Regions from separate parts of the Homo sapiens genome. Here regions 1 and 3 are each linked to region 2. A link is a contact called in ENCODE Hi-C or POLR2A ChIA-PET data. All regions are on one chromosome and are shown on one strand. Each heading gives the region's core, a stretch centred on a gene start or an enhancer-like site at or near the end of the contact. The rest is flanking DNA. Distances are from core to core; before and after follow the strand shown. Region 1 holds the start of FEZ2 (fasciculation and elongation protein zeta 2). Region 2 holds the start of ATL2 (atlastin GTPase 2). Region 3 holds the start of CEBPZOS (CEBPZ opposite strand).

The links. A loop is a pair of places that touch in the nucleus more often than their neighbours do. ChIA-PET counts read pairs that join two places held with the same protein, here RNA polymerase II (POLR2A). Pooled maps may share reads with other maps.
Region 1: a loop to region 2 is called in a map of B cell, with 23 times the contacts of the local background. The contact joins the promoter of FEZ2 here to the promoter of ATL2 in region 2. A Hi-C loop is called at or near these places in 1 of 168 maps with a recorded cell type or tissue (B cell) and 5 of 50 pooled maps. POLR2A ChIA-PET finds 5 or more read pairs at or near these places in 1 of 52 experiments (CD4-positive, alpha-beta T cell).
Region 3: a pooled map shows a loop between it and region 2 (10-fold over the local background). The contact joins the promoter of CEBPZOS here to the promoter of ATL2 in region 2. A Hi-C loop is called at or near these places in 7 of 50 pooled maps. POLR2A ChIA-PET finds 5 or more read pairs at or near these places in 3 of 52 experiments (Panc1, WTC11 and endothelial cell of umbilical vein).

What each region holds. Positions count from the first base shown.
Region 1 is chr2:36,596,917-36,599,616 of GRCh38, reverse strand. It overlaps FEZ2 (fasciculation and elongation protein zeta 2), which reads left to right and starts at 1,449. Exons shown (of 8, transcript NM_005102.3): 1 at 1,449-1,740. The coding sequence starts at 1,475. RefSeq lists enhancers at 454-1,380, 1,381-2,308 and silencers at 1,381-1,600, 1,641-2,000.
Region 2 is chr2:38,375,921-38,378,620 of GRCh38, reverse strand. ATL2 (atlastin GTPase 2) reads left to right here and starts at 1,348. Exons shown (of 13, transcript NM_001135673.4): 1 at 1,348-1,478. The coding sequence starts at 1,361. RefSeq lists silencers at 929-978, 1,049-1,208, 1,429-1,928 and enhancers at 1,179-1,428, 1,255-1,754, 1,755-2,256.
Region 3 is chr2:37,195,242-37,197,941 of GRCh38, reverse strand. It overlaps CEBPZOS (CEBPZ opposite strand), which reads right to left and starts at 1,446. Exons shown (of 5, transcript NM_001322374.2): 1 at 1,422-1,446. It also overlaps a transcript of SULT6B1 not described here. RefSeq lists a silencer at 1,473-1,612.

The sequences.
Region 1 (2,700 bases), core at 200-2,699, 1.8 Mb after region 2:
AGGTGGATCTTTCTCATGGAGCAAAGAGCAGGAGGACAGGGGGATTGATCTCCCAAGGGAGGTCCCCCGATCCGAGTCACGGCACCAAATTTCATGTGCGTCCGTGTGAAGAGACCACCAAACAGGCTTTGTGTGAGCAACACGGCTGTTTATTTCACCTGGATGCAGGCGGGCTGAGTCCGAAAAGAGAGTCAGCGAAGGGAGATGGATTATCATTAGTTCTTACAGGTTTTGGGTCAGGCGGTGAAGTTAAGAGCAATGTTTTGCGGGCAGGGGTGGATCTCACAAAGTACATTCTCAAGGGTGGGGAGAATTACAAAGAAACTTCTTAAGGGTGGGGGAGATTACAAAGTACATTGATCAGTTAGGGTGGGGCAGGAACAAATCACAATGGTGGAATGTCATCCTTAAGGCTATTTTTACTTCTTTTGTGGATCTTCAGTTACTTCAGGCCATCTGGGTGTATATGTGCAAGTCACGGGATGCGATGGCTTGGCTTGGGCTCAGAGGCCTGACAGCTAGATTTTGTATTTTTAGTAGAGACGGGGTTTTACCATGTTGGCCAGGTTGGTCTTGAACTCCTGACCTCAAGCGATCCGTCCACCTGGGCCTGCCAAAGTGCTGGGATTATAGATGTGAGCCACCTCGCCTGGCCTACTCCAATTTTTTTGTATTGTAGTAAAATAAACATAAAATTACTATCTTAACCATCTGTAAGTGTATAGATCAGTGGCATTCAGCACATTAACACTGTCGTGGAACCATCACCACCATCCATCTCCATAACTCTTTTCATCTTGCAAAACTGAACCGCCCAATCACACTTAGTTTTTATGAGGTCTAAACAATTTCTTGTTACTCTTATCACTCCGACATTGTAAGCCCTGTGTATGGGGCACCCATGTATTAGTTATAACATACACATAGGGTATCTACTATTAGGCATTGCTCTAAGTGCTTTGCAAATGTTAACTGGCATAATTATCTTTGTATGTTCTGCAGGATCTAGCCAGTGCTTTGCACGTGAGAGGTAAAATATTTGAGGAATGAACTTCGGTACCACCTAAACATTTCCCATTGACTCTGGCTGTTATTCTGGTTGGCAAGTTAGGAAAGGAGCAGGTTACCTTGGGGAAAACGACTTTCGGGGCGTAATCTGATATTAGGTCGTAAGTTTAAAGAAGTCCTTTATTTTAGCCACATTTAGGCCAAGTTGCTAATAAGGGAAGCTAACAGGGAAGTTATTCCTAAATGATAGAGAATATAGGAAGTGACTCAAGGCAGTTAAGGTCTTGGCTTTCTAGTAGCACCGCGTTCAACTCCAGGAAGACTCAGGCCACCGGAGACCCAGGGTTGGGACAGCCTGGGATCTGTCAGCACGGTAGCGGGCGGGGGCGGGGCTTCGGGCCGGGGCGGGGCCGGGCTGGGCGGGCTGGGCCGGCCTGGGCGGGGCGCGCGACTGCTCCGGGCGGCGATGGCGGCGGACGGGGACTGGCAGGATTTCTATGAGTTCCAGGAGCCGGCCCGGAGCCTCCTGGACCAGGAGAACTGTAACGCGAGCCCCGAGCCTGGGGCGGAGGCGGGGGCCGAGGCGGGTGGGGGCGCCGACGGTTTCCCGGCCCCGGCCTGCAGCTTGGAGGAGAAGCTGAGCCTGTGCTTCCGCCCCTCGGATCCGGGCGCCGAGCCCCCGAGGACGGCCGTGCGGCCCATCACGGAGCGCAGCCTCCTGCAGGGGGACGAGTGAGTGCGGGGCCCCGGCCGGGAGTGGGCGGGAGCCTCCCCTACCCCTCGCCCGACCGGCAGCCCTACGGCCGCAGCTCCTCCCTGCGCCCTCCTTCCGCCCGGACGCGGGAGTCCCCGCCCTCTCGCCTCCTTCCTCCGGCCGTCGGCCTCGGCTCGCCCAGCAATTTAAATCCCCTGCCCCCCGCCGCCACGAGCCCTGAAAACCTCCGCCTCGGTACCTCCCGCCCTCCTTCCTGCAAACCAAACCCTCGTTTGTATTAGAAGGGAATCGCCCATGCAGAGCCCATAGTTAGAGACGGCACCTCCTGGGGCACCTCCTGGGGCACGTGTGTCGCCATTCATTCACTCAAGTCGCATTTATTAAGCACCTGCTGAGTGCCAGGCGCTGCTTCGCACAGGGAACACCAAAACGACTGGGCACTGTCCCTCCCACTTAGGACACAACGTAGGATGGGAGATAGATTTGTAAACAAATACATGTATGGATGTAATTAGCGCTGCAATGGTTATATGTACCAAATGTGAGAGACTTAAAAGCGTGTGTCTTGGGGAGAGTAAGGAACGACTTTATAAAGAAATGTGCAAACGAGATCTGACTGATGAGTGGGAGTGTGCCTGGCAGGTGGAAAAAAGTCTAACGTTCTAGGTGGAGTATATTGCCTGTGCATAAGTACCAACGTGCGAGGCAGCATTTAGGGCACAGGAATCTGTGGGACCCACCCGGGAGCCCTGGTAGAGTGCGAGCCGCCACAGAGACGAAAACGAAGGGCCCTGCTTACTGATGGTAACGATCGCATGGTCTGGTGGGGAGACCAAGGCATACACAAGTAATATTAATAATTACAGAATCACCTAAGAGCAATGATAGGAGGTTCACGGGGTTTTATCACAGCTGGGAGAGGTGAGGCGCAGAGTTCCTGAGGGCACTTTTTAAACCACCTGAGCCGCAATTATAAT
Region 2 (2,700 bases), core at 99-2,598:
GCCAAGAACACGTATATAGTTATTCTCCTAGATTTATGTGACAATGATGACAAACTCCATATTCTGTTGAAATATATTTGGATGGGCCGGGCGCAGTGGCTCACGCCTGTAATCCCAGCACTTTGGGAGGCTGAGGCGGGTGGATCACGAGGTCAGTAGCTCAAGACCAGCCTGGCCAAGATGGTGAAATCCCGTGTCTATAAAAATACAAAAATTAGCAGGGTGTGGTGGCGGGGGACTGTAATCCCAGCTACTCCGGAGGCTGAGGCAGAGAATTGCTTGAACCCGGGAGGCGTGAGCCACCATGCCCTACCTAGAATGGTATTTTGAAAGCTTTAATAACACCAGTGCTTTTCTAGAGATTGTGCATGCTGTGAATTTTAGACTTATGAAAAGACCTGGACAAAACAGCTGTTTGTACACCCGGACATCTGTTTTTACTGGAGAAGAGGAATTTCTAATGCAGCTGGCAGTATGGTAAAAATCCAAAGGGATCATGTTTCACAGACGCCTCCACGGGCTGACTTGTAATTTAAAAAGTGACCTGAACTTTCTACTGGATGTCACTGGATCCCCAGAAGAAGGTTCATCACAATTAGGTAAGAACCTGCCACGATTCATTTTCCGATTAGAGTGCTTTCTGGCATGCCTCTGCAAGGTGCTAGGAGCACAGGGCCAGGGTATACACAGTTGAGAAGATGGGGGAAGGTCTCATAAGTAGATGGGGAGCGAATGCAAACAAACCTTAGGATGGTGGGGGGGAGGGGAAGCAACAGTAGGGACTTGGGTGAGGAAAGAAAAGATCAAGAGGAAAAGCAGGGCACTGGCAACAACTTGGGGGGTGGATGGGGAGAGAGGAGGGGAATGGCTGTGATGAGGAGGGGGCGATGAAAAGGAGAGAAGGGGTGCGAAAGCCACCTCACGTGCAGGACGCACGAATCAACGATTAGAGATGTAAAGCGAATTGGGAGGGAGGGACTTAGTTCTCTGGAGCTCCCTTCTGCGTTTGCAGAGCCTGGCCCAGCGCTAAGGGGGTGTGGTGCTGAGCTCAGGGAGGTGGGGGTGTGAGACGGCGGCGGCAGGGACACCCCCGCCCCAGTCCAACCAGAAACTTGGAGCCGGGGAGACGGATCTGCAGGCGGGCAGGGCGAGGGCGGAGCGAGCGAGCGATGGGCGGGGCGGGGGCGGAGGGAGGGCGAGGAGATACAGGCGGAGGGCGAGGAGATACAGGCGGAGGGCGAGGAGATACAGGCGGAGAGCGGCGCTAGGACCCGCCGGCCACCCCGCCGGCTCCCGGGAGGTTGATAAAGCGGCGGCGGCGTTTGACGTCAGTGGGGAGTTAATTTTAAATCGGTACAAGATGGCGGAGGGGGACGAGGCAGCGCGAGGGCAGCAACCGCACCAGGGGCTGTGGCGCCGGCGACGGACCAGCGACCCAAGCGCCGCGGTTAACCACGTCTCGTCCACGACCTCCCTAGGTACGGGCCAGCGAGGCAGAGGCCGCGGGGCCCTGATGGGGAGAGACGCTCGCTGCTCGGGCTCGCGGGCACCGGCCGCAGGCGGCGGGGTCGGAGTCCGCGGCTGGTTCAGGTCTCCTCCCGCCGCCGCGCCTGCCCGCCGGGCCTAGCCTCAGCCGCGCCCCGCGCTCCCGCAGCGCGCGGCCTGAAAGGGCGGCTCGTGGGCCGCGGCTCCAGTAGCTGCTGGGAGAACCAGTGGCGCGCGCGTCTGCGACCGGCCCGGCCCCCTGCCCGCCAGCCCGCCGCGTGGCTGCCGCCGTGTCCGCCCCGACCTTAGGGGGCGGCCTTGAGCCGTGGCCGCCTGCCCGGGGCGCGGGGAGGTCGGCTGCGGCTCCGCTCCGTCCGGCGAGCTCCGGACGCGGCGGGGCGACCCGTTAGCTGGTGGGCGTTCGCTGTCCCTTACGCGGACAGGGAGGAAGGGGTGGCCAGGGCATGATGGGCCCCGCGGAGGAGGAGGTCGCGCGGGGAGCAGACACCTTGCTGCCGGGTCCGAAAGCTCCTTAGACACCCTTCCTGGAGGGAACCGCAGTCCGCAGGCCAGGGCTCTGTCCCCGGGCTCGCGTTTCGGGGCTCCTCGGCTCCCGAACCCATTCGCGCGGGTTGTGCGTGGCTAGGGTGCAAGTCTAGATTTTCGTGTCAAACTGGGGTTATGAGCCGTTTACGAGTCACTTGGACGATAGTAAGGCCTGATCACTCTGAAAGTGTCTGTAGTGTGAAGTCACCTGATCCTTGGCTCCCTGGTTTTGCTGAATGTGAGCTCCTACTGTACGTGTACCAGGAGCGCCCCTGCCCCCTCGAAGACGCAGTTGCGTTGGCAGCGCAGTGTATCCCTCTCACTCATAACACCCCTATTTATAGGAGTTTAGCGTTTGATCTCTCACTGTGGTGCGAATTGATCGCATGAAATCCTGATTGAAAATTTTGATGGTACTTAAGAAAGGCATAAAGTTTTTTCAAAGGCTTATAAATAGTAAAAGCCTACGATTTGGTAAGTACGGCCAAGATAAGAGTTTATTATTAAATACAGATACGAGCTCGTGTCTTAAGATTTCTTTTTTTACGGTGTGTAAAGGTTTTGCTGGATAAAATGTAAAGCATTTTGGTATGATGTTAACCACAAGGACTCACTTTAATAGGAAAGTTTATTTGAAATATACTTCATCATTCCTGGTAGTTCTTGGCG
Region 3 (2,700 bases), core at 197-2,696, 1.2 Mb after region 2:
CAATCCACAGGCCTCGGCCTCCCAAAGTGCTAGGATTACAGGCGTGGGCCACCGCGCCTGGCCTATTTTTATTTTTTTGAGACTGGGTCTTGCTGTCTCCCAGGCAGGAGTGCAGTGGTGCGATCCTGGCTCACTGCAACCTCCGTCTCCCGGGTTCAAGTGATTCTCCTGCCTCAGCCTCCCGAGTAGCTGGGATTATAGGCGTGTGCCACCACGTCTGGCTAATTTTTTGTATGTTTAGTAGAGATGAGGTTTCACCATGTTGGCCAGGCTAACTTCCGACCTCAAGTGATCCTCCCGCCTCGGCCTCCCAAAGTGCTGGTATTACAGGCGTGTGCCGCCACGCCCGGCCTCTTGGGGTTATTTTTAATGTTCAAGGAATGAACAAAGACCGCCTGCAGCCAGTTCCATTATTCAAGGAATCGAAGTAAAATTTTGTTTTAAGAGAGGGTGGTGCTAAGAAATAAAGTCCATCTGTAGGCCAGGGTTAAAAGAAAAGAAAATAAAGTGCGAATAATACTGTACGGCTGCCTTGGTGTATAGTGGTGAGCATAGCTGCCTCCAAATAACACCGTACAACAAAGTATTTACCTTTTTAAAAATACATATACGTTTTGCACTGAGGCTCTCGGCTTCAGGAGGCTGATAAAACTTCAAGTTCCTTTGCTACAGACCACCAGGGATACACCTGTCCACCCACAAAGAAGTGAGGTTTACTAGCTGCGGCAAGGGAGACACGGCAGACCAGCGCCTGCCTTCTCGGCACAGGGAAAGGCATCATTCCGGGAAGTTTAGGTGAAGTTTAACACGAAGCCGCCTCTGACAGATTCGGCGCAGGGCTGTGTGTCATGCAGTTAACATCACACGGGGCTGAGACGCTGACTCGGGGACACAAGCTCAAGCCAAATGTGCAATGCTGGGTCGGAAGCCCCTTATCCCGGGATGCGCTCCAGGGAATCGGGGCGGCCTCCCAGCTTAGCGTCTGCAGGCTACGCGGTTTCAAGCAGCAACGTCTCTCCCAGCCTAGCTGTGCAGAGGACGACTTTTCAACAGAGGCCGAGAGCTGGCCGCCTCCGCTCCCCCGGCTCCCGGCTCCTGCCGCGGTCCCACCCAGCTCCCGCTTCCCCCGGTTCCCTGGTGCCCTCGGCTGCCCTCAGCTCTCCCCTAGCCCGCGGAACGCTAGGCCCGGGCCTGCAGGCGACACGCGCGGGCACGCACGGAGCACGGCCCGGCCGCCAGACCACGGCCGCCTAGCGACCCGGAAACACTCGCCTCCAGTGAATTAAGGCAGTGACACCTGACTATCCTCCACATGCCCCCAGAACTGTGACGAGGCCCCACGCAGAAGACCGCCCCACTCTCGTCGCACTAGGGACCCCGAAATCCGACCGCCCATGGGAAGCCACTCGCCAGAGTCTTACCTGAGGTGCGTTCAAGGGGGACTGCGCATGCGCAACGGTTGGCGACGCTCCACCCCTTCCGTTGTCGGCTCCGCCCCCACATTCGTAATTACTATTAATTGTACTCTGACCGCGACCCGAACCTGACTGCCCTCTATGTACATTATTTTACGGAATGTTCGCAATAACACATGCAACAGGTGCTGAGTGTATCTCATTTTACGGAGAAAGCAAGAGGCTTACACTGCCCACAATCGCAGTTAGTAAAATCAGAATTCACATTTAAACCCAGGAAACTGACTACGTGTAGCCTGTTCTGGGTCGTTTTTCTAACACCCTGAAACTTAAAGTGTGATAGTCTCAGAGGACTACCAACATAAGCATCACCTGAAAACTTGTTAGAAATGAAGAACTAGGCCGGGCGCGGTGGCTCACGCCTATAATCCCAGCACTTTGGGAGGCCTAGATGGGAGGATCACGACATCAGGAGACCGAGACCATCCTGGCTAACACGGTGAGACCCCGTCTCTACTAAAAATACGTTTAAAAAAAAATAGCTGGTCGTAGTGGCATGCGCCTGTAGTCCCAGCTACCGGGGAGGCTGAGGCAGGAGAATCGCTTGAACCCGGGAGGCGGAGGTTGCAGTGAGCTGAGATCGCACCACTGCACTCCAGCCTGGGCGACAGAGTGAGACTTTGTCTCAAAAAAAAAAAAATGCAGAACTACTGAATCTGAAACTGCATTTTAGCCAGATCCCTAAAGAATTCGTTTGCAAAGTAACACTTGAGAAAGCGCGAAGGGGACATGGAAACAGAGAAGAGAAAAAGAATATAAAAGTATATTGAAGTACCGTGTGCAAGACAAAGCCTGGAACACCCAAAACAGGCACAGATCTACCTTCATCGAAGTTCTAGTCTAGTTAGGGGTATTTACCACAAATAACTGATGGAAAGTACACAATGATAAGGGCCTTGCTTCTAATCCGAGGAATCTGTAAAGGTTTTAGAGAAGGGGTGATAGCTGGAGCTAACTCTGTCCACGCCAAGTAAAGGAAGTGCCTCTGCAAGGTGCTCTGTGATTGCCCCAATTTTCCTAACACCCGCCCCACCCCTAGTCCAGCCCATGTGGTTCATCTGTGTAACTAAAGCATCATAAATTGTGAAAAACATATGAATTTAGGGAGAACAAAAACTTTCAGACCATATAGCAAGGCTCCACTACATTGGTTTGAAATACCAGAATATCAGTGTTAAAAGTACCAGGATGACAAAGCAAGATGAAAAAGCTATTGGGGCTTGGT